Linked DNA regions of Mus musculus: all the other regions are linked to region 5. A link is a loop called in an ENCODE intact Hi-C map of the cell type or tissue named here. Cell type or tissue: left cerebral cortex. All regions are shown on one strand. Links, peaks and the distances in the headings refer to the core of each region. The heading gives the core; the rest is flanking DNA. Region 1 has its middle 47 kb from the start of Ubiad1. Region 2 has its middle 10 kb from the start of Fbxo2. Region 3 overlaps Ubiad1 (UbiA prenyltransferase domain containing 1). Region 4 has its middle 15 kb from the start of Ubiad1. Region 5 holds the start of Disp3 (dispatched RND transporter family member 3). Region 6 has its middle 60 kb from the start of Ubiad1. Region 7 holds the start of Gm32603 (a long non-coding RNA gene).

Region 1 (4,307 bases), core at 87-4,086, 110 kb before region 5:
ATTTGTGTGCTAGAGAAAGACAACCCTCCCTGTCTGTTTCACGGTGGGCACTGCCATCTGCACTCCAGCCCCTAGGGGCCGCACCACTCTCCTGGGCCACACAGTCCATACCGCGGCCACTTTCTAGGGCCTATGCAAGCAGGTGGGAACTCTGCTTTTTATTGAGACTGATTTATTATTGAAACAACTTGAATGGATTTCAAAGTAAGTTAAATGAGAAGAGATGTTCAGACCCGGTCTCATAAATCAAGGGGCATACAAAGAAAGAAGGAAACAAAGGATTCACAGGAGCCTGGGAACAGATGGGCTGGCGAACAGGAAGAGAGGGAACAGGTTTCCAGTTGACAGGGTGTCCCAGGAATAAATCTTTCCTCCCCTGGCTGGAGAGCAGGGGAAAGCTGCCCCTCCTCCTGTTGTTATCTGGGAAGGGTAATGTCTGGGGACTTCTGTTCTCTCTGGGGCACTGGACACTCCCGGGGTCACTTTCCCTGGCCTCTAGTTTCCGGAGCCTGAAGTGGGTAGATCTGTGAGAAAAGATTGGGTTTCGGGGCTAGAATGAGTCTCTGGTTTCTGGGTGACCATTAGAGATATGTGAATCTTGGAGTCTGACTATAAAACCATCTGAACTGCTCAGAGCATACATGTCTATTGTAGTGTTTGTCTGGTGTGTGTGTGTCTGTATGTGTCTATGTCTGTGTCTGTGTGTCTTTCTGTCACTGTATGTCTTTGGGTCTGTGTGTATGTGTGTCTGTCTGCCTGTCTTTCACCGTGTACGTGTCTGCCTGGTTGACTGTTTATTGTGTGTGTCCACCTGATTGTCTGTCTGTCTCTCACTGTGTGTGTCTGCCTGAATTTCTATTTGTCCTGTATGTTTATATTTGTGTGTTTCTGTATCTGTTTGTCACTGTGTGTGTGACTGTGAGTTTGTCTGTCACTGTGTATGTCTGCCTGATTGTCTGTTGTTTGTGTGTGTCTTTCACTCTGTATATGTGTGTCTGTCTGTCTGTCTGTCTCCCCCCCCTTTCTCTCGGTGTGTGTGTTTGTATCTGAGTGTCCCAGCATTCAGCAAGGCCTAGCCTGAAATAACTGTATTCCAGAAGAAAGCAAGCCTTGTCTTCCCTAACTTTGCCTCTGTGCCAACTTCCCACAGTTGAGAGCAATGTGGGGCTCTCACCCACCGCAAAGCCTAGATCTGCACGGCAGGGGGATCCTCTGGCCAGGGAGTGGGGTGCACTAGAGGTGGATGTCAGTCACTGGCTACAAGATGGGACCTTGTAGAAGGGTCCCATCCAGCTGGAGGCTCGTAATGACAGATGTCACCGAGGGCCACAAAAAGCCAAATGCGGGGAGACAAAGAGGATACGGGCAGAGGGCCTCATGGGTGCCACCTGGGAAATGAGGGAGGAGTGAGAAGCCTCAAGTGCTAGGACAAGAGGCCAGTGAGCGTGGGCAGACAGCGGCTTCTGGAGACAGAGTCTGGCAGGCAGGGTGGTCACAGGCACTACCTGGGAGATGATGAACCAGGTCCTCCTCCACCCAGTCTTGTCTGCCTGCCATTTCCATTTCTCTTTTGTCTTCAGAATAAAGAGACTCAGCAATTCCAGGGCTCTGCTTCTGACTCATCTAACGCTTCATGTCTCCTGCTCCTGCTGGTGGCTGTCTTTATTATGCTACAATTCATGTGTCTTCAACCTCCATCTTCCCGGTCCTGCTACGGGCCAGTGGCCCTCTGACTGAGTGTGCCTCTGTTGCCCCGTCTGTCTCCTGGAGGCCCTGGATTGCTCACCCTCCTTCCCTGTGTTTCTGACCAGCCCTCACGTCCTCTGCTTGATGGACAGCTGCTCACAATCCTGCCAATTCCAGCTGTCACTGGGGCTCAGGCTGCAGAGCAGCAGGACTCATAAATCACTGTGGCAAGGCAAGGACCTGGGAGGGGACAAGGGGCAGAGAGCTGAGGCAGCGCAGGGCGCTCCGGTTCTCAGTACACGGAGCCTGCGGATTCACTCTCTCCAGGCTCAGCGGAGCGTCTTTGTTGCATCAGAGGCCCTTGGCAATGACCGTGCCTGGGGAACGTGGGACGGTGAGAAATAGGTTGTATGTGAAGCAAGTGGGAGTTAGGCTGGAGCTTCTAAAATCTGGATTGATCGAGACTGTAGAGATGGTTCACCAGGAGCACCTCAGAGGACGCTAGCACCCATAAGGTAAATCTTAACTGCCTGGAATTCCTGTTCTAGGGGATCTGACGCCCCTTCTGGCCATCTCAGGCACTGCATGCATGTGGTGCACATGTACACACTCGGGGACAGACACATAAAATAAAATAAAATAAAATAAAATAAAATAAAATAAAATAAAATAAAAATCTGAATGTATTCTGTCCAGTGGAGATACAGGGATTTCTTAATGGCCCACCCAACACCAAGGCCTTTGCTTTTGGAGAAGCCCAGCAGCTGCCAGAGGGACTTGGGCACATGTAGCGTGACACCCCAACCTCCCCTCTGCACTGCTATGAGAGATCTTGACTGAGTCACCTCACCTGCTGGTCTCCCTCTGTAAAGCAGGGACAACCCCGCTTGGCAGAACCTCTGTGAGTTTACAGGACACATGGGGCTCTGTGTGGCTCATGCTGAGGACTCCCCAAAGAACAGCCAGTACTGCTGGACATGCCATCAACAGCTGCAGCCTGGGTGTCATTGTCACCAAACTGAATGCCTGGTCCTCATTTACCCAACCCACAGAGATGGAGGCCTGCCCTGCGCTCAGCTGTTCTAGGCACCAGATACAGACAGGGCAATTCATAAAACAGACAGGATTCCTGTCCTCGGGGGACCTGTGTGCTGCCTAGGGACAGGGACAGGAGGAGTGACTAATGCTGAAGAAAGACAGTCAGGAGTGGAGGGGGCAGCGGGGATATGGCTCAGCTAGAGCATTTGCCTGGAATGCACAGAGCCCCTGTTTGAATCTCAGAAGCCACGTGAGGTGCCTGAAATCCATGAGCCTCTGTCTCGACAGACAGACAGACAGACAGACAGACAGACAGTGGTTCGGGGGGCTATTTTTATTTTTAGATTTATTTATTTTTATGTATATGAGTGTTCTGCTCACATGTATATATGTGAACTGTGTGTGTGCCTGGTGCCCATCATGATTAGAAGAGCGGGTAGGATCCTTTGAAATTGTAGTTACGCATGGTCGTGAGCAACCACGTGGGTGCTGGGAACTGAACCTTGGTCCCCTGCAGATGCTCTTCACCACAAACTATTTCTCTAGCCCCAGGAGGCTATTATGTATACATTGCTGGAACAGGCTTTTAGGATCCAATAAGAATTAAACAGAGACCTTCAGAAGTAACAGTAGGAGCTACAGGGGCATCAGAAAGTGGCCCAAGGCAGGGGGAGCAGCAAGTGCAAAGGCCCTGGGGCAGCAATGTGCTTAGCGAGTGTGGCACATGGAGGAGAAGTAATGGCTGGATGGGAAGAGGTGAGGGAGGCTGTCAGGAGTGGTATTTAGGAGGAAGCAGAAGCGTGTGCTTAGAATCCCACCTGTCACCTGAGGAAACGGTGCTCTGGCAACATTTTACTAGTGCAGTTCACCTGCTGTGGGAGAGCATTTAGGTCTGGTGGTGTGAATGACTTAGCCCTCCTGTCTCCTTCACCTGCCCAGGACCTGCCGAGCAGCTCACCAGAGGCACCTTCCTGCTTGCTGCCATTGGTTGCTGATCCAGGGCAAACAGCTTGAATTTTTTTCTTTTTTCTTTTTTTAATTAAAAACATTCTTTACTGCTGTGGATGGAGAAGGGTTTAAAGCCTGAGTCATTGCACCAACATGGCGGGTTCATTTCCACTTTGTAAATGTGGCCGTGAGGCTTCCAGCAGGCTCGGTACTCGCTGGAGGCATGTGGCCATCTGGCACGAAGGAAAGGGACGTGGCTGACCAGTGTTTTATGAGTGGCTTTGAAAAAGGTCTTCCTTTTCAAATCACAGAGGGAGTGACACAGACACACACACACACACACACACAGACAGAGACAGAGACAAAGGCAGAAAGGGAAGGAGACTCAGAGAGACACAGAGAGAAACACAGAGACAAAGAGAGACAGACAGACAGACAGAGCAAGACACACAGAGACAGAGAGACAGAGACAGAAAGGGAGAGATACACAGAGAGACACAAATAGACAGAGAGAGACACAGACAGACAGAGACAGACAGACAGACACACACACACACACACATAGACATATAGACACACAGAGGGAGAGACAGTCTAAATACCATTTATGAAGTCTTTCTTCAAAATGCCATCCT
Region 2 (4,307 bases), core at 95-4,094, 120 kb after region 5:
CCCTTTGGGTCACTGTTGTCTCCTGGAAGCATAACAAGGTGTCTGGCATACAGAAGGGGCTTAATAAGAGCTTGGGTGCAGGTGCATCCCCCCAGGCCAGGCCCAGTGTAGGAAGCACTGTTGGGTTCAGGAAACCCCTTGGGCTCTGCACGATTCCCCCCTGCTCTGCGGGACTGGCATCCACAGGGTCCAGCACCCTGCTGTGTGCTGTGTGACACAGATCCAGGCTGTCCCTCTCTGAGCCTCCAGATGGAATGACCTAGTGCATTGCAACCAGAGATGAACGGTGCTTAGCACACCGGGCACACAGCTGCGACACATCCTGGACTTCACACTGCACTTCAGGGACATTTTTGTTGTGTTCGGAAAATACCAATGACTCAGAGATCAAAGTCAATGAAGCTGTGCTCTCCGATGGATAGGGTACTGGGCTTCCCACAGAGTGGAAGGAGAGGGGAGCCACGCATCCCACTGACCAGCACAGTGTGTCTGCCACAGCCTCCCATCTGCCGAAAACAGGGCTTCATCCATCTATAAGACATGTACCGGGCTGGTGAGATGGCTCAGTGGGTAAGAGCACCCGACTGCTCTTCCAATGGTCCGGAGTTCATATCCCAGCAACCACATGGTGACTCACAACCATCCGTAACGAGATCTGACTCCCTCTTCTGGAGTGTCTGAAGACAGCTACAGTGTACTTACATATAATAAATAAATAAATAAATCTTTTAAAAAAATGTACCACAGCCCTGAGGGAAGGATATGTACCTTGGGGGGCCCTGGACCCCTGTGGCTCTACAGGGTACAGTGTGAGGGGGAGTGGGGTAGGGGGAACTCTTTGAACACCAGCTTCTTTCTGTACACTCAGGGTGACAAAGGTTAGCACTCTGGGAGGGCTGTGTAGGGAAGTGGACAGCAACTCAGACAGGTAGTATGGGAAACCCATGAGTGGGGACAGCTCCTTCCCCACCCCATTCTCCTCCTGCAGCCCACAGTGTGTGGTGTGCCCTGGGCAGGTTAGCCTGAGCAACATCAGGGCAGGACCCTCAGGATCCAGATTGCACCTTTATTTCTATAAAGAGAAGCGGCAAATCCAGGGGAGACCCTAGTGTGTCAGTTTGCAAACCCCCACTCCTTTTCTTCCCTCTGTGCTGGGGGTGAAACCCAGAGCCCCCCCCCCATATGTTGGACAAGTGTTCTATCTCTGACCTGTATCACCAGTCCTCTTTTCATTTCTTATTTTTGAGACTGAGTTTGCCTAATTGCCCTCATTCTCTAGCCCAGGCTAGAGATGAACTCACTCTGTAGCCCAGGCTGGCCTAGAACTTTCTATTCTCTTGTCTCGGCTTTCCCAGTAGCTGAGATTACAGGCCTAAACTAAATGTGTGTTCTTGTCCCTAGACATGTGTGTCTCCTGACTCCTGGAAGAAAAGGAAAGAAGGGGAGTCAGGGGAGAGGAGGAGGTTGACCCCACATTCACTGATGGGAGGTGGCCCAAAAAGCAGAGAAAGGTCCCAGGTGGCCTGGGATGGAGGTGATCAGGTGGCTTGGCCTCAGGAGGCAAAGGCAGGATACACATTTGGAAATGGGGGACTCCACAGAGCTCCCCATCTGACCACATCACCGCATGGCTGCTTCCACCATCCTCACACCCCCTTCCCCACCCAGACAGTTCTTCCTAATATCTCCCTGAATCTCTCCTGCTGCTGTGTCAGCACAGACCTGAGCTGAAGCACCCTAGTTGTCTGCCGAGCTGACAGCAGCTTTAACTCAGCGAGATAATCCTACCAGCAATTAATTGGCTTTTGTTGGAGGAGACTGAATACCATCTTGTCTTAATCTCCTGCATTATTCTCCCTGCTCAGCAGAGTCAACACAAGATTAGGTTTAATTTGGGGGAAGGGGGGGGGGGACAGTGGACTCACTAGGAGATGAAATAGGATCTGTCTGGGTATCCTAAGCTTTCTTCAGCCGAGGGGGCTTGAAGAAGGCCCAGGGCTCTGCTGGGGTGCAGGAGCACCCCAGATCTAAAGACCACCTCCAACCCCCTGTAGGTTCAGGCCTGAACCTAAACCAAGCATGGTGGTACACACCTGCAATTCCAGGACCAAAGAGCAGAGGCAGGAGAAGCAGACATTCAATGTCAGCCTCAGGCCAGCCTGGGATACTTGAAAGTCTGTGTCAAAACAACAAAAGACAAGTTGCATGGAGAGACCCCAAGGCTGAGCCTCTTCAAAGACCCTGGGGATGGGCACTGAGCCCTCAGCAAGGAGCCTGGTTGGGCTTTGGATTCAAATCTCAGGTCTGAGGCCGCCAAGCTGAGAACCGCCTTGATGATGCTGCCATCTGGTGGTCACAAGAGGAACTGCCCCTTGCTCCCTTCTCAAATCTATTTACAAGACAAATTAGAAAAGAAAGAGAATCTGGAAAGATAGATCTGAGACTAAGAGCACTGATTGTTCTTCCAGAGGATCTGGGTTCAGTTCTCAGCATCCACATTGTGGCTCACAACCATCTGTAACTCCAGCTCTAGGGCATCCAATGCCCTCTTTGGGTCTTCTTTGACATACATACATGCAGGCAAAACACCCATACACATTAATTAAAAAGCGATCTTTCCATTACAAAGCTGCTAAACAGAGATAATCACCAGGAAAATACAAGAAAATCCATTTACATCCTATGACACCTTAATTAAAACTGTCTTGGCACCCCTGGTGCTCATTCAATCTGCCTGGGGGTATGACCCATGCTAGAACCCTGAAGTCACCTTCCATGTCATGTCCATTTCAGCCCCCAGCTCATCCTTGCTCTGGCTCCAGTAGGATCCCATGTCTGATCCTGAACCGTAATGACTTAGCTCATCCCTGAGCTGGAAGCCACTTCCGATATCCTCATGAGCAACCAGCCTCTCCCACCTATGACTAGTTAACAGCTCCTACAATAGTGGAGGAGACAAGTCTCTGGGCTTGTCTGTGAGAGGTTTCTTGATTGGGTTAAATGAGGTGGATAGATCCACCCTGAATGTGGGATGGCGGCGCCATTCCACAGCCTGGGGGTCCTGATGGGAAGAAAAGGAGAAGGCAAGCAAAGCAGGGCGCCCTGCCTGAGGACGCAGCTCTCCCTGAAACGGCTGGTGAGCAGGTAGGATGAACCTGGGCTCTTCTGGAGAGGCGGGTTGGAGACAGGGTTTCTCTGGGTAACAGAACCCTGGCTGTCCTGGGCTCGCTTTGTAGAGCAGGCTGGCCCGGAACTCACAGCGATCTGCCTGCCTCTGCCTCCCGGGTGTTGCTGAGGTTCAAGGCGAGCGCCACCACCCAGCCTGAACGTGAGCTCTTAACAATGAAAACCAGCACAGGAGTCCTCAGCCTGAGCCTGTTGCCGCTGCAAGACACTGCGGTGACCACACCGTCGTCACTGCTACCGTCCGGTCACCCAGTGTTCTCTGGAAATGTGGTTCCACGGGCAAGTCTGTAAACTGCTGCTATCTAATCCCCGGTTCCCAGAAACTTCCTGTCCCTAGCGGAAGCTCATGTCACACCATGTAGCACAGTGCGCAGCGCGTCCTGGGGAGACTCTCTGGGTTAGCATCTGCATCTCTAAGCTCACGGCAAGCGGCAAGCTGTGTCCCCACTGCTCCAGGCATGCTGGCTGCATTCCTGCTGTAGGTAGGTTCATTCCCAGCCCAGGGCCTTTGCTTTGGCTGCCCGTGTGGTGGTGTTGTCCCAGACCTCTGTATAGCTGGGGCCTCCTCATCGTCTTCAAAGGTCCCTTCACAGAGATCCTTCCTGATGCCCTTGGCCGAGCAACCCGGTCACCCTCAGTACTCCTTTGTTGGCGCTGCTGTGGAGACCAGGTCCCTGAGTAGCTGGCTAGAATCCCACTTCTATGAAGGACTAGAGGACTGTGTGACCTCAGGGAAATTGCCTGCCTTGTCTATGCTTTGTCTCACTCGAAAGAAAGAAAGAAAGAAAGAAAGAAAGAAAGAAAGAAAGAAAGAAAGAAAGAAAGAAAGAAAGAAAGAAAGAAAGAAAGGAAGGAAGGAAGGAAGGAAGGAAGAAAGGAAGAAAGAAAGAAAGAAAGAAAGAAAGAAAGAAAGAAAGAAAGAAAGAAAGAAAGAAAGAGAAAGGGAGAGAGAGGGAAGGAGGGAGGGAGGGAAGGGGAGAGAGAGAGAGAGAGAGAGAACAGGGACTGGAGAGATGGCTCAGCACCTAAGAGCACTTGCTGTTCTTTTCAGAGGACTCGTTCAGTTTCCAGAACCCACACCAGGAGGCTCACAACGAATGGTAACGTCCACTCCAAGGGAT
Region 3 (4,307 bases), core at 115-4,114, 150 kb before region 5:
GTCTGAGTGGGAAGTACTCTTGAGTTAGAAGTGTTTGTTACTGTGGCTCTGTGTTCAGGTCAGCCCCAGGGCCAAGTACTGGGGAGCCAGCTATGACAAGCCAGATGCTGGGACTTTGAATCCAAAGACATAGGGTTGTTGACAGTTTGAGTGTGTGTTGGGAGAAAAGGTAAACCCGGAGTTTTAAAGATGCTGGGATAGGGTGAGAGGTTCTTACAAGATCAAAAGCCACCAGGAGGGTGTGGCAGTATTCCAGAGTAAGATGAGCCTGATTTGGACCTGGATGGAAGGCAGTGAGATGTGGTACAGTACTGGGGCTGGAGGGAGGGTGCTAAAGGAAGGGACTAGGTAGGCTTTGGCGCAGAGGGTCGCTAGGGGTGATTTGGTTTTGACTGATGAGACCCTCGGAGGGTACACTGCATGGTAACTTCCACTGTTTTCCTCTTTACGTGGGTGACAGCTTCTTTCCATGGAAGTTATAGGCTGTGAAATGCCATGGTGTTTCACTGGGGTCTTTCAAACCAGAAAAAAGACACAGAAAAAAGACCCAGGGGCGGTGGGGAAGGGGGGGCGGGCAGGAGAGGAGGCAAGCTGTACATTTTGCCTTGCAGGGCTGGAGAAGGGCAGAAGAAATCAATGCTCTGGACCATAGAACCTTTTGCATGTTCTTGGCTCCTCTCATCTCTGTGTACCCGGAGCTCTGGGCACTGTGTGGCTGAAACTTTTTTTTGGGACAAATCCTAAAAGGCAAACTTGGCGGGTACCTGGCAGTTGGACTCAGAAATCTGAGTCTGCATTGGGTCGTTTGGGGGTGCTCCAGTGACGGCTCACCCTCGTAGCCTCTCTTCAGACATGGTATTCTCTTGGACCAGCCCTTGATTTACACCGCCTCTCTGGCTTTTCTGGCCGCAGGAATTGGATTCAAGTATGTGGCCCTGGGAGACCTCGTCATCCTCATCACTTTCGGCCCGCTGGCTGTGATGTTTGCCTACGCTGTCCAGGTGGGATCCCTGGCCATCTTCCCTCTAATCTACGCCATCCCTCTGGCCCTCAGCACGGAGGCCATTCTCCATTCCAACAACACCAGGGACATGGAATCTGACCGAGAGGCTGGCATCGTCACGCTGGCCATCCTCATTGGGCCCACCTTCTCCTATGTCCTCTATAACACACTGCTCTTTGTGCCCTACCTAATCTTTACCATCCTGGCCACGCACTGCAGCATCAGCCTGGCACTGCCCCTGCTCACCATCCCCATGGCCTTCTCCCTTGAGAGGCAGTTCCGCAGCCAGGCCTTCAACAAGCTGCCCCAGAGGACAGCCAAGCTCAACCTCCTGCTGGGGCTTTTCTATGTCTTTGGCATCATCCTGGCACCAGCAGGCAGCCTGCCCAGACTCTGAGGAGACCAGCAACTCCCACCACAGCACAGCCCCTCCTCAGGCAGTGCAGAAGCCAGAGACTGAGAAGGGGTGCCACTGGCCAGGGTGGGTGCACAGCATAGGCTGCAAACTCCTGAACTTGTGTGTTGGGATTATCTTCCTAAAGATAACCTGCTCGTGATTTGTGTTCCATGTTACAGGGAAACCCTGAAGCCACTCTAGTGTCGTTCCTGTGTTATTTATAATCTCCACTAGAGGGTGTCATCAGGCCACTTTAGGATGGAAAGTCCATCTCCCCCTTGTCCTAGACAGAATGCCCTGACAGTTTGTGAAGGAGCTGTGTCCCAAAAGAGCCATAGTAACTAGGCATGGTACTGACCCGTTACCTTGGCACGTAGGAAATTGTACTAATTGGTGCCAGGCCCCATTTATACAGAGCGCTTGTCCCCTGAATGTGCTGCCTGCTAGAGAAGGGCCCTCATTAGCAAGGAGTGCTCCTGGCTTTTTGTGTAGTTGGTGGTTCAGATGTTTCTGTCCTTTATGTCTCCCTTCGATCCTCGCCACTGTGGAGGAAAGTGTCAGATCACCCTGTAGCAAGACAGTTAAGCCTGGGGCGGCTGAGAAAAGCACTCTGCTTTCAGTAAAACATGGCATGGTGGCTGAGGGAGCTGCTTCCCTCTGTAGACTCCACTAGGAAGGCAGTGATTCTGGGACCTGAAGTGGCAGTGGGATGGGCGTTTAAAGCCCAAAGGGCTTTGTCCCCTCCCAGCTGCCTCCCCTGGTATTCCTCTTGCCTACCCAGGATCTCTGTCCCTCCGTCTGTTTCCAGTGCCAGACTGTGGGCAACAGCAACACATGAGTCAAGGACACTTACCCCTCTCCACAGAGCCACAAGATGGGCAAATCAGGGACCTTCTGAATGTATGAGTCAGTGGACAGCAGTCCTGGCCACACTCAGCTGGAATGTGAGGCCCTGCCAGAGAAAGAACTATGAGCACGGGTCCTTCATCTCTCTGTGCTCTGATGCCTTGTTCAGAATGTGGCTTCAGTGAGGTCACACCCAAAGGACCAGAGGTGTCTCGCTGTCTTCTGTACCCTCTCTGAGTATAACATCTTGCATGGAGATGATCATACCATCTCCAGTGTGCTTTACTCTGATCAGCTGCCCTGAAGGGGGCTGCAGGCTCTTAGCCTGCAGAAAACCACCTTGAGTTAGCACTGGGTCACTTCCTTAGGAAAACATATTTAAATATTGCCCAGAGTTCCTCTGTAGTCAGGGTGGTTTGTCTACCAGAGTCCCAGAGCTTGAATCAGGGTCCAGAATCCTAGGAACAGGATGTTCTTTCCTGTTCTCCCCAGCGTGCTGGGTTTGTACGTCTGGTGCTTTTGAGTGTCCTGCCTGTGACCCTAGCTTGGGGCTGATAGTTGTCACCCAGAGCCTGGAGGACCAATGACTCTCACTGTTCATAAGGCGGGCCTGACACGTGGCTACCCTCATCAGAACTGTGTCAGCTGCTACACTGAGCTCTGGTGCAGATTTTAAATGCCTATTTTTATATACCATCCCCAGAGGCCATATTTGGTGCCACATTTTGTATACAGACCACCATAATTTGTATTATGTCTCCTGATTCAATGAAGGTTTCCTGTAGATTTGCTAATTAAAATAAGAGAAAACGTATGTCAGTGGCTTTGTTTCTTTGCTTTCCACTTGCTTTTCTTACTGGAAATGTGCAGAGACTTGTGGGAGTACCAGGCATGGTAGTGTACGATTTTCATTTCCAGCACTGGGAGTCAGGTTGGTGGATCTCAGGAGTGTGAGGCCAGCTAGAGATACACAGTGAGACCTCGTCTCCAAAGCAACATGTTATTGCACTAACCAGGACTTAGGGAGAAGTGCCATATGGTAGAGGTCACCTCATTACCAGTGATGAATTTGGGAACAGTTTGACCAGGGTTGATGGTTTTGTGACATCTTGCCATAAGTTTGACTCACCAGAAGGGAGCCTCAATTGAGAAAATGCTCCCATAGGCCTGAGCTGTAGGCAAGCCCATAGGGAAGCTTTTAAAGTTGGTGATTGATGCGGAAGGGCCCAGCCCATTGTGGGCGGGGCCAGCCCTGGGCTGAGAAAGCCACAAGGAGCAAGCAAGCCAGTAAGCTGCAGAGCAGCCCTCCACAGCCTCTGTCTGCATCAGCTCCCGCCTCCAGGTCCTGCCCTGTTTCCCAAAGATAAACAACAATGAGGAAGTATAAGTCAAGGAACTCTCTTCCTCACTAAGTTGCTTTGGACGCGGTGTTTCCTCACAGCATTGGTAACCCCACCTAGGAGAGGGGCCATTAGGAAAGGTGTCAGGGACCACTGAGAGCCAGCTGGCCAGACCACGTTAACCTCATTTCCCTCTATCCTCCCCTGCTTACGTTTTTCTTCTGCTAGGTCACCGTGCTGATGGATTAGGAGCATGTAGTAGATGGAGTGCACTTACGTCTTGGCTAGGCATTTGACGATATATCCTTATGAACGAGGCAGAGATACGTGCAGTGGATATCACTGTACTTAGATAAATTCCTGAGGCCGAACGCACCCGCGGGGGAGAGAGCTGACGGATCAGCATGTCAGCAGCACAGGGAAGGCAGCCTTCAGCAGCACATTCGAACAAGCCCCGTCCTTTGCCCTCTGCCCTTTGCCCAGCGAGACTCAACACCTGTTATTAACAACTGGACTAAGGCAGCCCAAATTGAAGCTCTCGGGAACCACGGAGGAAGAGCTTCTAGGAGGACTGATAATTAGGACGCTCGTGAATTAGAGAGCTGCTTTCACAGGTCAAGGGAGAATGCGAGCGTGAGTAAATGCAGAGCGATAGATACACTCAGGCCTCTCTCCCAGAATCCGGCCTGTGATTGAGAAGGAGGTGCCCTGTGACGGGGGG
Region 4 (4,307 bases), core at 95-4,094, 140 kb before region 5:
ACCCTCTTCCCATTTTGTTTGCCTTCCAAAAATTACATACAGATGCACACCCAGACACATCCCGTGCAGTTGACTTCACCCTCAATGGCCCTGGAAGGGAGGTGGCTGACAGCTGTTCTCCTCTGTGCCCACTGCTAATGGACTGTCAGCCTCTTTCATTACTGGCTACAGACCACGAAGGCTGGTGTAAGAGTGCCTCTGGCGAGACCTGGACTCTTGTGGTAGCCAGCTGACACTTGTGATCTGCCAGGACAGCAGAGGGTGGTGAAGCCCAGTGAGGCCCTGCCTGGGGGCCTGGCAATCACTGGACCCAGGCGGAGCTCATCAGCAGGGGCCGGCAGCTGTAACTGTGAGATGCTCTCCTACTTCCCAAGATGTAGAAGCACTAGAGGAGCCAGGGAACGTCTTGGTCACATGCTCCTGACCAAACTGTGTGTGTGGTGGGTAACAGGAAATTGCTCTGGGCTCTGTGGTAATTAAGGCATGCCCCAAAGTCCGCACTCCATGCTCCCGCCATACCCTTGCTTCTGTATTTCCCACCACAGCTTAGAATCGCCACCACAGTTAGAGCTAGAGTCATGGATAACAAGACAGCTCCAGTGTGTGTTCTGTGTCCGTTTGTTAGCGTGTTTAGTGTCAGTGTCCCCCAACAGGTGGCTGGTAGACAGGCAAGTAAGACTGTATTTCAGCACCTGCCCAGCACTAGCACAACTGACCACAGTGTGTTTCAACAACTGGCCATGGAGCACAGGCTTGCGAGTGGCTAGACCCTATGGGACAGGTTTACTGACCACACTGACATGCGTACCACATAGCTGGCTGACCCGCAGCAGTAAGGACAGGTGAATTCCACCCAGGGTTGGAAGTGGAAGGGGAAAATGACAGTAACTCTGAAGATCTCTTAAGGTCTAGCTCATGTTTCCGGAAACCTGTAAATAATTAAGGTGTTGGATAAATGACTGAGGGAATGTCGGGGATAACGATGGCATTTATTGCAAGCTCCCTGTGTGCCAAGCCTTGTTCTGGAGCTTACATATATTGTTTTAATGTTCCTAACAGCTCCATGAATAGGTTATTGAGGGCTATTTTTTCATGAGACAAAGACTAGAGTAAAGGGAGAAGATTAATTGTCCAAGTCACCCATCATTCAAACCTTAGTCTGTGCCCATGTGAATTCTCTCCCACGGCCTCTTGTCCTGTCTCCGCTTACCTCACAGTGTCTTGCTCACATGAGGACTCCAGCCACGGGTTCGTCCTTGCTGAGTGTGAGGTGTGAGGAAGGTATCGTAGGACTGATGGGTGGCCGAGGCCATGGAGGGCTGGACTCCCACGTGTCCTTCCCATGGCCACAATGCTATGAAGTTTCCCTAATGTGGGAGTGACTGGGCCAGCACCTGCAGGCCAAGAAGGTAGCTCCCCTCAGCGTGAGCCAGCCACCTTCCTCAGGGCATTCCAAGATAGGCAAGAGGCGGCCCGAGACCATGTGGAAGAGATGAGGAGAGAGGAAACACCAGGGCCCCTTAGGAGCTGCCTCCCGTCTCAAGACTGGCCTATAGCGTTTCTGTCTTCAAAGTGAGGTCCTCTGCCTTGGGCCTCCAGTTGCTCAATGGTGAGAGGAGAGGTAAGTCTACATTACTGTGGAGGTGGGAATGGGATCAAGGTTTCAAGTCAGAGCCTGCCAGGCTTTGATGACTGCTCAAGTCAGCTGGAAAGGAAGACCCATTCTCAAGTTAAATGTGGGCTCACGCCCACCCGTCCCTCCCTCCCTCCATCTGCCATCTTTTCTCACCTGGCCACTGAAACAGAGGGTCCCTAGAAACAGTCCAGATGCTTTGCCTGGTAAGAATGCAACCAGCCACCAGGGGGCGTCGGAGAGAAACTCCAGTCCACCTTCACAGGGATCAGGCTCTGCTTGACTTGTGAGAGTTCCTTGGGTATAGGCAGTGAGGAGAGAGGCCCCTTTGGGTGAGTGTGCTTCTATTAGGGAAAGGGGATGGACAAAGTCAGCCATGGAACAGCAAGAAGTGTAGCTCGCTGAGGGCGGAGATCAGCTGCAGATTGGAGCCAATCAGGAGGGGCTTCTGGGAGGAGATGACAATGGACTGAGCTCAGGGTTCTTAGGAGAAGTTAGCCAGGAGAGGTGCTGGTGACGTGGCCTACCTGTCCTCACAGCTGGAGGGTCGTCGCCACCCCCCTCACCCCCCGCCCTGCCTGCTGCTGAGACCATCCAGGGCACTTTTCCTTCAGTCTCTTCTGGTCACATAGCCAGACGACTGTAGCGTTGAGGCAGATGTGCCAAAGGTGCCCTTCTCAGTGCCAAGGTCAAAGCCGACTGAGGAGTGACTGATACCTTGCTGAGAAACAGTCAGAAGGAGACGGTAGCACATTTAATCAGCCCAGGCTGCCGGTGCTAAATCCAGATGAATGGCCTTGAACGATGAGGCCCAAGGAGAGCATTGCCAGAAGCAAGCTCCTGAGCCTGCATCTACCGAGGACGAGGGCTTCATCCCTGCTGTCCCTGGCTTTCTGCTACTTTGTTAGGCCTCTCGAATGGTTGCTATACGCTGGCATCAACACTCAGTTCTCTGTAGCAACCAAGGACAACCTATTCAGAGCCTTTCTTACAGAAGAGAGCCAAGCTTATTCTGGGGCCCGCTAGGAGCAATGGCGGGTAGAGAGGCTGCCTGACCTGCAGAGGGCCTTCTGGTGGGTACCTCCTAGGTTCAAGGCCACATCTTGGAGTACAGTCTGAGTTCAACAAGGCAAGGCTATCTGTAGAACGCCCAAGTCCGTTTTACCAAAGTTGTTAGCATTTCTTTAACCATGCATGTGCATATGTACAGATAGATCTGTGAGACCATTTGGATGTGCACGTCCCCCTCACTCTGTACTGGGACAGTGTCCCAGGTATTCAGAAAGCATCACAAATTCTTGGCACCCGGTGCAATGAGCTCCACCTTGTAGAACAATCTCAATTACCAGATAAGCAGTCTCCACGCTGCTCTGGGGAGGATGAAAAGAAACCACAGGGGCTGTGAGCAAATGATAGCCCAGAGCAGCTCCAGGCAGAGGCAAGGGGGATACAGTTGTTCTTTAGCCTGTCAGTTCAGGGCTGCGCCTGGCTGAATGCAAGGCCTGGCTGCTCTGCTGAGAAGAGTCTTTCCTCCCTGAAGAGAAACTGCAGCAGGAGAAGGATGAAGGCAAAGATAGGCAAATCCCTCAAGCGGGGCAGAACCCTAAGAATCTCTGCCTCAGGCCGTGTGGTAGATGCCGTGGAGCTATGAGGAAAGCCCCTGCCTCCTCAGGAGGACCTGTCTCCTAGAGGAAGCTAGGCCCCACTCTGGGACCCTACTGCCGGCTCCCGGAGTTGGGGGCATGGACCTCTCTTGTTGGTAAAGCAGTAGTGGCCTGTCACATGACCCAGTCATGAGAGCCACGGTAGCCAGGATTTGGGAGAACACTTGGGTCTCTCACCGAGTCCCCTTGTGTCCTGAGTTGATTATGGAATTTGAGTCGAGATATTCTGAGGGATCAGGCGATTCTGTCAAGGTCATTTAGCCACCATTGGGGGCCCCACGTAAAAGCTGGTTTTCTCCTGGACCCCAAATTCAGCACTTCCGGGGTTAAAGCCATCCTCTATGTCACTGCTCCGCTCTCTTTTGAAGGCAGGAGAGGAGGCATTGTTTGGTTTTTAAATATAAATCTCATTTTTCGCTTTACACGTTGAAAGAGCCACAGCTGCCTCTTTTGCCATTATCCCTCCCAGTCCCCACCCCCTTCATCTCCCCTCTCCTCCCTAACCCTGTCCCCAGTTCCCCTCAGCACACCTTTGCTCTCTGGCACCCAGGCAGCTTCCCAAGCTAGCTGCTCTGGGTGTTAGAGGACAGGAGGCAGAGTCAGGGCATAGGAACCCACGAGAGAAGGGGTGGGGGCTTCTCTTTGAGAGATGGATGATTTAGTAGTCACTGGCTTTATGTGGCTGCCCAGCAAGTCACCTCAGCCATCTCTGAGATCTGGAGCCAGCTTTAGACTGCAGCAGCCATGGGTGGAGACACCCATGGGAGTGAGTGCATGCTGACACATCTCACCCTCTGGCTCTCAATTCTTCTACCCTGTCACCTGGATTGGGTCCATACAAGCTGATTGTCACATTTGAGCAACGCCATGACCCAGTTTCCTAATGAGGAGAGTGAGGCTCTTCCAGCAGGGTTAGTACCTTGCTGACTGTGCCCTCAGATTCAGAACCCAAGAGCACAGCACCAGTGACAGAGCTGGGCTTTGGAACTGGGCCTTTAACTCCTTGCCCA
Region 5 (4,307 bases), core at 107-4,106:
GGAACACAAATGGGGTGTCCTGTGATTCTGTCAAACTGCAGGGAACAGCACAGGGACTTTGGGGGGAATCTTTAAGGAGGCTCCTTGAAACAAACTGAGAAGAACTGAGCCATTCACCAAGAAAAGCAGCCTCTGCTCTCAGCTGGGCTTGGGAACACTTTGTGTCTCCCACTGCTCCCTTAGAAACAAATATTACCCTGGTTCTCCTTCCTCCCACCCTCCCCCGTGGCTCCTCTTTCTCTGCCTTCCCCTGGGATATGTTGGGTGGAGCTGGACATTTGCAAGGCACTTCGGGGCTGTTTTATCTAGAGTACCACTTTGGGCTTCTGCTCCTGTGGCAGTAATATACACACCCGCCATTCTAGGTCTTAGTATCTATCTATCTATCTATCTATCTATCTATCTATCTATCTATCTATCTATCTATCTATCTATTCATACTCTCTCTCTCTCTCTCTCTCTCTCTCTCTCTCTCTCTCTCTCTCTCTCTCTCTCTCTCCCCTTTCTTGGATCCTTCCTGCCAGGAGCATTTCATAACCCTAATGTCTTCAGGATGGCATGAATTCACTGCAGATCTTCTGACAGGCTTGATGGCTGGCCAGTGGGTCCCCTGAAAAACCATTTCTGAGTATGTGGTGCAGGGACGAGAACACCTGGGTAGAAACATTGGCTCTGGTCATTTGCATCTGCACAGATGAGTTCCGGGGCATCCAGGGTCATAAGTAGCTAAATGTCCACCTGACCGCCAGCCAGTGAATGCAGTCCCCAGGGACTGTGTTTGAGAAAGCTGGACGGGTGGTACAGGATTTTCCTGTAGAACCCCAAAGTGAGAGGGGTTCAGAGAACTCCCAAACTGCCCTCTTAATTAAAACTATGTATGTATGTATGTATGTATGTACGTATGTATGTATGTATGGCATGTGTGTTTGGAGGGGATGTGCATGTGTACCACAGGGCACGAGTGGAAGTCAGAAGACAGCTCGCAGAAGTGAGTTTGCCCTGGAGACTGAACTCCGGTTGTCAGGCTTGGCAGCAAACACCTGCTAAGCCATTTCCCAGGCCCCTAGGTTTCCTCTTTCAAAAATATAGATGGGGGCATGGGCTACACAGCAAAGAGCTAGGGGCTTTCGGTATTTTTATTTCATAATGATCCTGCATTCTCTTGTATAGAATGGGGACTTCTTGAAGGCCAAGATTGTGGCTTACATGCTTATCTTCCTGGTCCGTGTCATAATCATCTGGGTGGCCTCTCAGCCGGCAGTGATGTCCCTCCTGCAGCGGGAGGCTGGCGCCAGGTCCTTTTGAGGGTTCCCTTGGCTCTCCTTGGGTGACATCAAGGCCAATGTCTTTGGAGCACTGAAAGAGAAATGAAACCAGGGATAGCCTTGGTTTCTAGGCTCTTTCTTCTTTGGGTATCTTTTCAGCAGGGGGTGTCAGGCGGACCTTCTGCTGTTACTGGACGAGTGCCTGGTCCCAGGGGCTGGCAGAGCTCTGGGCTCTGCTGCCAGAGAGGTGAATAGAGGAGGGAGGAAGAGATGGTGCCAGGCGCCTGGGCTTGGCAACCACCTCCGGAGGGCACCCGGGGATGCCCTCGAGTGTCCAGCAGGCTGGTGAGGTGCCAAGGCTGGGCAGATGGGGCTGAGAGAAGCCAGCAGGAGCGCACGCCTGGGAAAGGCCTGGGTGCCCAGAAACCTCGGGGGCCAGTAGGGGGCATGGCCAGGTCCGTTTGCAGAGACTAAGACTGACCCCCAGGGGTCGCTGCGCTGTGCTCAGTCCCTGCTCGCCAACACGGGAAGCTGGCTGTACCACCACGCGGCTCCCGCAGGGGGAGCGGCAGCCAGGGCGGCGCCTGGCGGCGGAATCGGGAGACAGCAGCGCGCGGCGGAGAGCAAGCCTAAGCCGGACGGTGACGCAGAGCCCGCAGGCGCTGATGCTGGAGGCGCCAGTGGACGGGGGGAGGCGCGACTCTAAAGGCTGCCCGGGACACCCCCGCACCCCGTGGTAGGAACCGGGACCCAAACAAAGGCGGGCAGCAGATAAAAGGCGGCGGCGGCGGCGGCGGCGGCGGCGGCGGCGAGTGCTTCGCGTGCGCGCTGGGGACGTAGTTGTCACGGACCTGGCGGCGGTCTGCTCGCCAGCGAGCGGAGCTTGGGGGCCGCTGGCCTCCTACAGCTCTGAGGACCTTTCCTCCTGAAATTACCCTCAAGGGACAAGTGTTCGCCGCGGGGTGGCCGAAGCCCCTTAACCCCTGCGGCACCCGTGTATCAGCCTAGCTCGGCTCAGCCAGCGAGGTGAGTGAGACTGCCCCTGGGCGCCATCGGGACTGGGGATGCGCTACTCTGGAGAGGGGAAGGGTCTAACGTGCCACATGCGCCCGGTCTGGGGGCGGGGAGAGGGGGGAGTGCGGGAAGTTCTCTCGCTCTCAGGCCACCCCCGGCCTCAACGCCCTGAGAAAGCCGGCTAATGGGACAGAGTTCAGATCTCAGAGCTTGTCCCTGCGCCCCCGAAGCTTGCACCAACACGCTGGGGACGGGCTGCAGCTTCGGTCTGCGGGAGCGTGTTTAATGTCCAGAATCATCCTGGCTCCCTATCTCCATACCCCTGCTCGTCTCGGTAGGTGTCTGTCTGGGTTCATAAAAGTTGAGCGTCAGCCTGAAGCCATCCCAAATCCGGCTGTCCGCCGGGACTTCAGAGGAGGGAGGGAACAGGAAAAGGTAACGATGGCCCCTGTAGCTGCCCCCTACTTGAGCGCACTCACGCGCTTGGTGGGACCTTCTTTGAGTCTTGGGCTGCGGTGAACCCGCTGCAGGTGCCGCTGCGTGCCAGCCAGGACCTCTGAAGCTCAGGCAGGCGATGGAAGTGGAGCGCTAGAGGGTCCCTGGGTCGACCCAGAACATCCATAAGGACTGTGATGGGGTGGCATCTGAGTAGCCGTGGAGCACAGTCAGGAAAAGATGACCAGCACGAGTGGCGGCGAGTCCCGAGAGCTAGCCCTGCCGCTGGGAGGACTTTTCCCAACTCTCCTAGGAGACGCCTCCCCGGAGGCTTCCTCTGTTGGATCTCTGTCTGGTACAGGGATGCTTCCTGAGTCTGGGTGCGGGTGCTAGTCTGGTTGCACTCTCGGTCAGTACCTCGGACAGCGCACTGAACCCACCAGCCCCAAGCTCCACACACAAATGAAGTACACACACACACTATGTATAGAGCACTCGTGAACACTCCACGCACAAATCCACACTCCTTTCTGATAAATATATTCCCATCGTGGCTCGTAGGCGCACACAATGCACACAGAGACCCAGGATTCACTCCCACGTGGACAAGCCTAATCTTCCCACAAGCCCCAGTTTGTGGGCCAGGACTCATCCCTCTTCACGCTCTCGCTGGAGGATGCTAAAATAAACCGGACACCAGAGACCACTGCCTAGGACCCTCGCTGATACCTCATGACATGCAGGAGCTCAGGCTGTGTGGGTCACAGACACTGGCGTGCACACACACAAACACACAGGCTCAATCAGCCCCCTCCTCTTCTACTGCAGACCTCCCCGAATCAGAGTATCTGCCAAAAGGAGAGAAGCAGCTGTTAGGCTCAAGGGAAGCTCCGGGCAGCAGCCCAGCCAGGCAGGCAGGCAGGCAGGCAGGCGCCTTACAGTCTTGGTTTGAAGCTCAGTGTCCATTTCAGACTCTTCGCCCCCATGACCACTCAGACCTCTTCCTGGCATATCTTCTGCCTCCAGGGTCTGCAATCTTTGCTAGTGCTCTTTGCTGGCTGTTCTCCTTCCCAGGGTTATCTTTCAAATGCACACCCTTTGCTCTTTCCCGTCCATCATCCTTTCTGGCCGCCTTCGTTCCTTTTCCTGACTTTCCTTTGCTGGAGTCTGTGCTCTGACACCCATGTTGGCACCACTGGCCCTTGGGGCACCATCGACTCTGGTTTGCTTCCTCATCTGCAGTTTCCATCCACCCGATCCTGCCTCTCTGAATATTTGCCTCTCTCTGCCCAATAGCTTCGGCAGCTTTTACTGACAATCTTGGGAAATTTTCCAGGGCCAGAGCCTCAGGAAAGTGTCTCAGGGGGCCTCAGAACCTGGAGATCGAGAGATAGTACTGGGGTCACAGGGAGCCTCATCATCACTGCCCCTTCAGCCTCCCCCCCCCCCCCCGCCCAGAGCTGTCGCTTTGAAGGATCCAGACCCATAGCCCAGCTTGCCCTCTGACACTCTCTTGTTGTTATCCTTAAAACCCTGGAAAGGCTTGAGAAAAGGAAGAAAGGAGAGTTGAGGGAGAAATGAACCAGAAATGGG
Region 6 (4,307 bases), core at 120-4,119, 97 kb before region 5:
TCAAAGCACTTGCTGCTGGAGGACTGGGAAATAAGTCGCTTCTATGGTGGACCGGGGGGCTGGCCAGATGTCCCCTTGTTCCTTGATCACACCTCTCACGTAAGAATATCGCTCTGATTTTTTGGTCCTCTGCATCTGACAGCCGGCTGGCTGCACAGGACACTCCCTATGGAGAAGGACTGCCTAGGTTCTCTGAGTTCCAGTGACTGTATGTCCAGAACACGGCCCAGGGGCAGCTCCTCAGCCAATGACTGTGTTGGAGGATAAAGGCCTTCTCACCTGGACCTGGTATGCCCTCACATATAATTCATGTTCCAGATGCCCTGACTCCCAGAGGCTCAGCTCTACTTCAACCTCTCCCAGCAGCTTAGCCTTGACCATCTCTGTCAGGCTGGCCCCTCATCAGTGGCTTCGAGGAGCAGTTCCCTAGGTTGGCAGGTCAGAAATCTTCTCCTCCCCACTGGTTCTTTCTTAGGAACCTCCCCTGAGACACCCACTCACTCACTTCCTCCTTAGCCAAGTTCCAGTTTGGCCCTGAAGTTCCCACTCCACAAGACTCAGTGTGAACATGACTGGTCTGTCCCCATACTCACCTGGCTCTGGATGCAGCCTACAGGGACCAGGTGACCTAGACAAGGCCAGGGCTTTTGGCACCAGCGAAACAGGCTCTCACTATGTAGATCAGGCTGGCCAAGAACTTACAGAGATCTGTCTGCCTCTGCCTTCTGAGTGCTAGGATTCATCGATGTCCCCAATTGACACATGGCTGAATGTGATGTCTGGAGCCCTGGCAGCTATGCCGAGGTGAAGGATTGGCACACTGGGCATGGCTGACTAGCTCAAAGGTGAGCAGCACCTGGATTCTGGGTGACGTGGACAAGACTCAGAATTGACCAGCCAGGGACTGCCCTACCCCTGACTCTGTTGTTCTACAGGATGATAAATCCTCTATTTGGCAAGGCCATTTTGAGTCAAGGCTCTTATCATATGCAACTCAAAATATCCTGGTGGACGTGATTTTATTAATGGTGCTAAGTTGCTGGGGGGAAGGCAGATCTCATCCAGGTCTCTCTACTCTCTATCCTGTTAGCTTTGTGCCATATACCAGACTGGGAGTAAGTCACATATTACCACACGGTATGGGTTGAGTAGCACGTTTTATTTGAAAAAAGGAACACTAACAAGTCAGGGTTGACAAGCAGAACAAATTGAAGGCAGTGTGCCAGGGGCCGGCAGGGAGGGCTCCAAGTTCACAGCTCAAGAACACAGCTCATAGGATTCTTCTAATATCCAACATGTCTTCCAAAACCATCCTCTTTTCCCCTCAGAGACTTTACATCTCGTGTCCTTCTTTGCTGTGGCTACCGGGAAGCTCATCGTTGGGTTTGAGTCACTTCTCCGAGTTTATATCAGGCAGCATGCATCACTTCTGGCTGCTGTTACCTTAGTTTTCCCTTGGCTCCAAGCTCCTTATCTTATGTGTTTGTTGCTTTTGCTTCTGTTTTTTAAGCTTTCGGAGCTCCATCCACTCTGTGAATTCTTTCATGAGAAGCGGGTTGTGCCCCAGTTGCTCTGGGGACCTCCTGAAGCTGCAGTCAGAACTACCCTGAGGGTGATGGCTGCAAAGTGGCTTTTGAGAGCCTCCCCAGGCATCTGGCGGGCCTGGGAAAGCTGAGAAATGGCTTTTCCTCTGCAACTCCAAGCAGGGCCTCTTGGCTGCCTCTGAGGTACATTTTAGCTGTGGTCAGCACCCTTTGACCTTCGTTCAGCCCTTTCTGGAGACTAAGCAATGAATGGTTCTGTCCTTAGTTCCCAACGTGCCCAGCCTGGCTAAGGAAGGGTGCAAAATCCTTTGAAATTCCCAATAAATAAGAACTTTGAGGGTTTGTCTCCAAGGCGACCAAAGGCTTGGTTGGTCGTCATGGCGACCCGCGGGCAGGCACTCTCTCCCTGAACTCCTCAGCATCACTGAGAAAAGAGGGCCAAGAGATGGAGAGACAGAAGCACAGGCCGCTGGGAGGGAGCTGGGAGCTGGCCGGGTTTCTCTAGTCAGGTCAAGAGCAAGGGCCAGCGTTGAGGGGAAGGCAGGGGAGAACTCTGTTTTCTGGAACTTTCTATGCCAGCAAGCTGCTACGCTTCTCCGCAGATTATTCTGAGAGGCTCTTGAGCTTTGATCTCCTGTGCTGGACCCTGAGGGTCAAGAGGGGACCTGGGAGGCCCTCATCCTTGGTAGAGCTGCCAGGAGATCTCCATGACAACACCCAGTCTCCACGTATGAGATCCTGAGTCCTTGGCTAGGACCTCAGGGAGTTGCCTGGGTAACCGGGCTCCTTTACCCCACTTCCCCGCCAACCAAACCTCCTCGGCCCTGCCCCCTCTTTGCGATGGGCCACTGAATGGATGGATGGGTCACCATGGAGACCTGCTTCCTGAAGCACTTGTATTGAGCACAGGAAAGGAACACAGGGTCTGCAGGATGAGGGGACAAATGTTTGAGACCCTCTCTCTGGCCAAGCAAGAACAGCATGATTCTTCCAAAAGAATGTGGGGTCCTAGGGAGGGGCTGGCTTGGGTCCCAGCTCCTTCTCCCTACCAGGCTGGTACTGAGTTCAAATCCTGAGGCAAATATTTCTGCATGGGCTCCTGGGCTGAAGATCAAGCTGGTTGGATTATGAGTTCAGGAGTCTGACCCGGTGACTTCGGCCCCTACCCTGTGGTACTGTAGGAACCACAGAGCCTGCCAGCGGCACTGGCTTATTTAGTACCTACAAGGCACAGGTACCGAAGGAGCATTTATTTTCCAAGAAGAGACAGTTACATGATTAGTTGTTATTTTATCTTGCTAATGAAAATACATAAAAAACAAAATGGCCAATTAGCGAAGCCATTCATCCCTCTGGACTGGCGGTTTCTTTCTGGCAAGAGAGGCCATCCTCTGGGGCAGGCTGGCCTGGCCTCCTCTGGGTTCCCTCCGCCTGCCCGCCCGCCTGCCCGCCCACCTGCCCACCCACCCACTGGCAGGTTATTCAAGCTCTAGTTCCTGGCTTATCTTGTCTGGCATGCAGGCAACCCCTGACCCCTGCTTGCCCCGCCCCCATTGGTGTTTCCTGGCAGTCTCCATCTCCTCCTCTCCAACGAATGACTGTGTTTTCTTCTTCTTTTTAAAAATTTAGATAGGGTCTCTTGCAGCCCAGGTTGGCTTCAAACTCATTTCGTAGCTACAGATGACTTTGAATGTCTGATCCTCTGGTCTCCATCTCCCAAGTTCTGGGCTTACAGGCATGTGCCACCACGTCCCACTTACGCAATGCTAGACTGAACCCAGGGCTTGGTGTATACTGGACCAGTGCTCTACCCACTGGGCACTATAGCCCCAGCCTTCTTTTTAATCTTAGTTTTTAAAGATAGAGGCTCACTCAGTGATCCAGCCTGACCTCTAACTCACTATGTAGCTCTGGTTGGTTTTGAACTCAAGATCTTTCTGCCTTAGTACTAGGCTGCAGGTAAGTGTGATCACACCAGGCTAAAAATAGCGTTTTGTTTTCTTTTTAAAATATTTTTTTTTAGCCATGTGTGGTGGTACTAGACTTTCAGCTCAGCACTCAGTAGGCAGATCTCTATGAGTTTGAGGCCAGCCTGGTGTACATTGTAATTTTGAGGACAGCCAGGGCCATGTAAAAAACAAAAAACAAAAAACAAAACAAACCCCAAAACTCTGTTTCAAAAACATTTTAAAATTCACTTTATTTATGTGCTTATGAGTGTGTCTGTGTGGATGTATGTTACGTGTGTACATGGCCATGGGGTTCAGAAGAGGACGTCAGAACCTTTGGAGCTAGAGTTGCAGGCAGCTATGAACTACTCAGTGTGGATGCTGGAAAACAAACTCAGGACCTCTGGAAGAGCAGCCAGTGCTCTTAACCACTGAGCCATCTCTCCCGCCCTAAACATCACATGTCCTAGCCTTTACTCTGATATAGTCTTCCTCACTGTCCCAAATGCTTCTTCCAAGAAGCATAGCCTGTAGTGTCAACCCCCAGGGCACCACTCTCCAAAGGACACGGGACAGCCTCAGAATCTACCCATTCTCAGAGCCAGATGGCTGGACGTGGGCTCAGGTGCTGACCCCACAGCTGCCTTAGGGCTAAAGCCTGGCATTCCCAGAGCTACTCTGCACTGACACCTCTTCTGTAGCAGGCAAGTGTCTCCTGCTGCCCACAGAGAGGCAAGGCTGCTTCCTTCCACACCTAAGCCCCTCCGAGTTAAAGGGAGTCCAGCCAAGGCGGTCCTGGAAGCCTCCAAAAGGG
Region 7 (4,307 bases), core at 166-4,165, 73 kb after region 5:
AGGGAGCAGGGGAGATGTGAAAGGGAGCAGGGGAGGGGTGAGAGGGAGCAGGGGAAGGGTGAGAGAAAGCAGGGGATGGGTAAGAGGGAGCAAGGGAGGGGGTGAGAGGGAGCAGGGGAGGGGAGAGGGAGCAGAGGAGGGAGTGAGAGGGAGCAGGGGAGGAGAGAGTGGGAGCAGGGGAGGGATGATAGAGAGCAGCAGTTAGGGCTGGTGATTGCACTCCATCGGAGCCATAGCCCTATGAGAGGCCTCTCTGTCATTCACACTGTGCAGGAAGTGTCAGCAAGCTTTCTCTAAACTATGGATAGAAGCTTTAAGTCTAGGTTTTCAGGTGAGGGAACACGTGTCATTACCACTGTGTGTGTGTGTGTGTGTGTGTGTGTGTGTGTGTGTGTGTGTGTGTGTGTGTGTGTGTGTGCAGGTGCCCTTGGAGGGCAAAAGGAGTCATTTGTTCCCCTGAAACAGGAGTTATAGATGGTTGCGAGCTGCCAAACATGGGTGCTAGGAACCAAAGTCAGGCTCTCTGGAAGAGCAGCAAGTGCTCCTAACGGCTGAGCCGACTCCCCGGTCCCTAGAAAACTTGTTATAATGTGTATTGATGTTTTGCCTGCATATAGACCTGTGTGCCACATGCACTTCTGGTGCCCAGGGAGTTCAGAATAGGATATCCAATCTTCTAGAACTGGAGCGCTGTAGAGAAAGCTTGTCATATGATTCTGAGCCACCACGTGGGCTCTGGGAACTGAACCTGGGTTCTCTACAAGAACAGTCAGAATGCTCTTAACCACTGAGCCACCTCTCTAGGCCTAAAAGCTTTTCTTTTAATTAATTAAATTAGTGTGTGTGCACTTGTGTGTATGTGTGTGTGTGGGCATGAATGCATGTGTGTGTGCACAAGTGTATTGTGCGTTTGTGTACATGAGTGTGCCCACATGCCTGTGAAGGTATGTGGGTGCCATCACTGGAAGTCAGTGGACAACTTACAAGGCAGTTCCTCTCTACCAAGTGAGTGCAGGAATTGAACTTGGGTCTTCAGAGTGCATAACAGGTGTTTTTACCCCCTGAGCTATCCCACAAGCTCTGGAAAGCTATTTTTAAAAAGAAATTTGATATTCTATTGAGTTAAGTCTCCAACGGTGCAGCCACACACACACACACACACACACACACACACACACACACACACACACACATGCCAGAGGAAAGTCGCTAAGTAAATAGTAGCTAATTTGCACAGGGTTGAGCCCTGACCCACTTTCAGGTCTAAACAGCCTCTTTCTGAGTCTATTTATCAGTGACCCAGTTTGCTCCCCTTTTTACCAAAGCTTGGGCTCCTCCGCCCTAAGCGAAAACTCAGTTTGTTATTTAAATGATTCGGTTTGTACGGCTGAGCGTTTGAACTACATTATATTTACAATTACAGTCCATTGTTAAATGTACGGTGCACCCAGGCTGTCGTGGACAGCTGTGCCAGCTGTGCACTGCACAGAGCTAAGGATCACTGCTTACACTGTGCTCCTGGATTCGCCCATGAATTAGGACAGCTGCCTGTCAAGCAGCAGCAGACCATCTCAAGGAAGGGATATGGATTTGCTCAGAGGACCTTGAGCCCGGTCTTGAGGAAACAGCTGTCAACACAAAACCCAGAGTCACCTTTCACTCAGTCTGGTTTTAAAAAAAATAATAGTCAGACAGTTGGAGAGGTGAGCACAGGGCTGACCCTGGAAGGACAGTCGTTGGGGAGCTCTGGGAGTCTGGCAAGGGAAGTGCAAGCTACAGAGATGAGGTAAGGGGCAAGAGGAGGGGGTTTCTAGTCTGGGGTGCAGCGTCAGTGTGAGCTAAAGGGGGGAGGGGTTTCTGGCTAACTCACATTCCCCATAGCACAGAAAGCTTTCTATTAGGTGAGTGCTGTGCGCTGTCTCCCTGACCCATTGAGAGTAGAGACTATGATACCTCCTGCCAGTGGGAGGATCTGAGATGTTTTCTTTCTTCTTGCCTGAGGCCTGCCAGGCAGAACCAGCCAGGAGGGAAGAACATTTGGTGCCAGGATTTAGTCATGGGTGCGGGGGACCTGGAACATTCTGTGTCTGGAGAAATGAGCCCTTGGCTTGGCCATAGCTCTGCTACAAACAGAACCAGACTCATGGGGTGGGGGGGGGGGGGCAGGAGGTAGGGGGGCTAGTTCAAACAGGAGCCTAAGGCTTCCACCAGCTCATCCTGGACTTCAGACTTGACTTCATCCTGGCTGAGCAGCCTCTGAAGCCAGGGACATCCCCACAGGCTACCTCTGCTCTGGCCATGCACCTGTCATCTCTACACTGTGTGGCTCTGGGTGAGTTACTATACCTCTCTGAATCACTTTGTGTCTCCCACCCACTTCACAGGGTTCTTCCTCCTTTCAACGAGTCTCCATAGACCGCAAGTGAGAATCCACTTTCCAGAGGCTACTCAAGCCTGGTGTGCAGGAGGCTTGAAAGTGAAGTTGTGTGGAGCCCCCATGCGTATTGCAGAGCTTGCAGTCCTGGGCTGAGAGCACAAGCTTCTAGAGCTGAGAGCTAAGTGCGGAGGCCTTAAGAACAGTGGGGCTGGGGACAGTGGAAGTGACAGACAGATGGGCACACTGGTTAGAGAAACTCCTCTTCATGTGAGTGGGGGAGGGGGAAGGGGAGTGACTCGGTAACCAAACATATGCTTAGCATGTGACAGGCGGGTCCCCCAATTGTTATCGGCTGCCTGGATCCTGGTGTGGGGAAGGACACTAAGCCTGGTGAGGGTTGCCAGGGAATCTCCCATGACCAATTTCCTGGATTCGGCCCCTGTGTGGGGAGAAGAAAACGCAAGGCGCTGGTTACCTGCTGGATGCTCTGTTCCAGAGGCATCGGACAGAAGTAACAGAGCTGCAGCCACCGCAGAGATGAGGCAAGAGACAAGAGAGCCACAGGGGGCATCATTCAGAGTGACAGCTTGACTGTAATCTCTGGAGCAACTCTGAGGGCACAAAGCCACCAAGCAATAGAGCCCCAGGAAATATACTGTCTGTACAATGTGCCACCTGGGTCTGTGCAGGGATTCCCCCTCCGAGACTCAGGCTACTAGAATTCGTAGGGTGGAAACCTCTCTAGTCACAGTTGGCAGCCACGAGGGCTCCCTTAAACACCTCAAGAGACGGATCAGGCTGGGTATGGAAACGGGGAAGAGCTACTGCATGGAGTTCTCCAGCTCTTCCTCACAGAGACCCTAATGGAGCTGCTGAGAAGAAAGAAATACCCCAGCAAAGAAATACCCGCTGCCAAGAACAAATGGATCCCAGGAGGAGCCCTGTATGCAGGCTAATGGGCTAGCCTGGGCTCACACAGAGAAGAAATGAAATTAAAAACTTGAAAAGATTAGGTGGCTACAGCCAAGGCAGGAATGTGGCCTCACTCCAACCCCCATAACCCCAAATCAAAGCTGCCTGACCCCTTAAGGGGTCAGATCTGCTCTAGTCCCTCAGCTCAAATGAGCTCCTGAGGACATGTCTCCCAATTAAAAATACATCGATCACAAGTGTGGGATACAGCAATTCAATCTGTTCTCCACTCCCAATACTTTGCTGAGTTTGTCTGTGTGACTTGGAAAATGACCCTAGCTCACATGGAAGGAATTGTTCCATGTACCAGGCCCTCTGCAAATCAATTTTAGATGGTGAACCCTTCTCAGCAAATCTCTGTGGGCCAGGTACAGCCAAAGCTGTTTGGGGGCCGGGCTGCTGTAAAGTCTGACTGCAGAGCTACGGCCTGGGTCTCTTTTTCCATTCTGCCTCGCAAGCATGGCCACCAATCTTCAGGCTACAAAGTCAGTTACTGCCTTGGTGGGTGTTCACAGGTCCCCTCTAACAGCTGAGACAAGGGTCTTAACTCTACAGCTGAGACACACCCCATTCCCATCCTATCCGAACAATTCCCAAAAGCCTACTAGAGCTCTGAATTAGTTCCAGCTCTCTAAGAGACAGAGATAGTTATGTCTCACCTGTCAGCTCTGAGAATCACATTTGTGTGTTTGATTGATGATTGATTGATTGATTGATTGATTGATTGATTGATTGATTGATTGATTGATTCGAGACAGGATTTCTCTATATAGCCCTGACTGTCCTGGAACTCACTCTGTAGACCAGGCTAGTCTCTAACACAGAGATCTGCCTGCCTCTACCTGCCGAGCGCTGGAATTAAAGGCGTGTGCCACCACATCCTGCCGGTACAGAGAATCACATTCTCAACAAGGTCGTTACACAGTGCTGGCAGGAACACAGAGTCCAACCCAGGAGA

Evidence for each region. Peaks named below come from ENCODE experiments on the same cell type or tissue, not always from the same donor. Only the 100,000 strongest peaks of a DNase experiment are listed, where the experiment ranks them.
Region 1: a loop joins it to region 5, with 2.1 times the contacts of the local background. A loop is called at or near these places in 4 of 42 quality-filtered maps.
Region 2: it touches region 5 in a loop (6-fold over the local background); 10 of 42 quality-filtered maps call a loop at or near these places.
Region 3: a loop joins it to region 5, with 2.8 times the contacts of the local background. A loop is called at or near these places in 13 of 42 quality-filtered maps.
Region 4: a loop joins it to region 5, with 4 times the contacts of the local background. A loop is called at or near these places in 13 of 42 quality-filtered maps.
Region 6: a loop joins it to region 5, with 3 times the contacts of the local background. A loop is called at or near these places in 4 of 42 quality-filtered maps.
Region 7: a loop joins it to region 5, with 3.0 times the contacts of the local background. A loop is called at or near these places in 2 of 42 quality-filtered maps.

Annotation. Positions count from the first base shown.
Region 1 is chr4:148,395,661-148,399,967 of GRCm38, reverse strand. No RefSeq gene overlaps it. Among named protein-coding and RNA genes, the nearest start is that of Ubiad1, 47 kb to the left of the region's middle. In left cerebral cortex, for the core only: a CTCF peak has its summit at 2,264; DNase peaks (open chromatin) are centred at 1,612 and 2,727.
Region 2 is chr4:148,169,011-148,173,317 of GRCm38, reverse strand. No RefSeq gene overlaps it. Among named protein-coding and RNA genes, the nearest start is that of Fbxo2, 10 kb to the right of the region's middle. In left cerebral cortex, for the core only: a CTCF peak has its summit at 2,353 (motif pointing left); a DNase peak (open chromatin) is centred at 2,343.
Region 3 is chr4:148,433,248-148,437,554 of GRCm38, reverse strand. It overlaps Ubiad1 (UbiA prenyltransferase domain containing 1), which reads left to right. Exons shown (of 2, transcript NM_027873.3): 2 at 913-3,060. The coding sequence ends at 1,400. Among named protein-coding and RNA genes, the nearest start is that of Ubiad1, 9.4 kb to the left of the region's middle. In left cerebral cortex, for the core only: a CTCF peak has its summit at 1,626 (motif pointing right); DNase peaks (open chromatin) are centred at 1,400 and 1,607; H3K27ac peaks cover 1,087 bases.
Region 4 is chr4:148,427,478-148,431,784 of GRCm38, reverse strand. No RefSeq gene overlaps it. Among named protein-coding and RNA genes, the nearest start is that of Ubiad1, 15 kb to the left of the region's middle. In left cerebral cortex, for the core only: a CTCF peak has its summit at 1,859 (motif pointing right); a DNase peak (open chromatin) is centred at 1,857.
Region 5 is chr4:148,285,707-148,290,013 of GRCm38, reverse strand. It overlaps Disp3 (dispatched RND transporter family member 3), which reads left to right and starts at 2,049. Exons shown (of 21, transcript NM_001083342.1): 1 at 2,049-2,291. In left cerebral cortex, for the core only: a CTCF peak has its summit at 1,773 (motif pointing right); DNase peaks (open chromatin) are centred at 1,840, 2,602, 3,232 and 3,569; H3K4me3 peaks cover 2,674 bases; H3K27ac peaks cover 2,533 bases.
Region 6 is chr4:148,382,386-148,386,692 of GRCm38, reverse strand. No RefSeq gene overlaps it. Among named protein-coding and RNA genes, the nearest start is that of Ubiad1, 60 kb to the left of the region's middle. In left cerebral cortex, for the core only: a CTCF peak has its summit at 1,736; DNase peaks (open chromatin) are centred at 1,917 and 2,306; H3K27ac peaks cover 2,370 bases.
Region 7 is chr4:148,212,664-148,216,970 of GRCm38, reverse strand. Gm32603 (a long non-coding RNA gene) reads left to right here and starts at 2,207. Exons shown (of 3, transcript XR_390951.1): 1 at 2,207-2,332. In left cerebral cortex, for the core only: no CTCF peak of the experiment used is centred there; DNase peaks (open chromatin) are centred at 1,331, 1,621, 2,040 and 2,502; H3K27ac peaks cover 1,602 bases.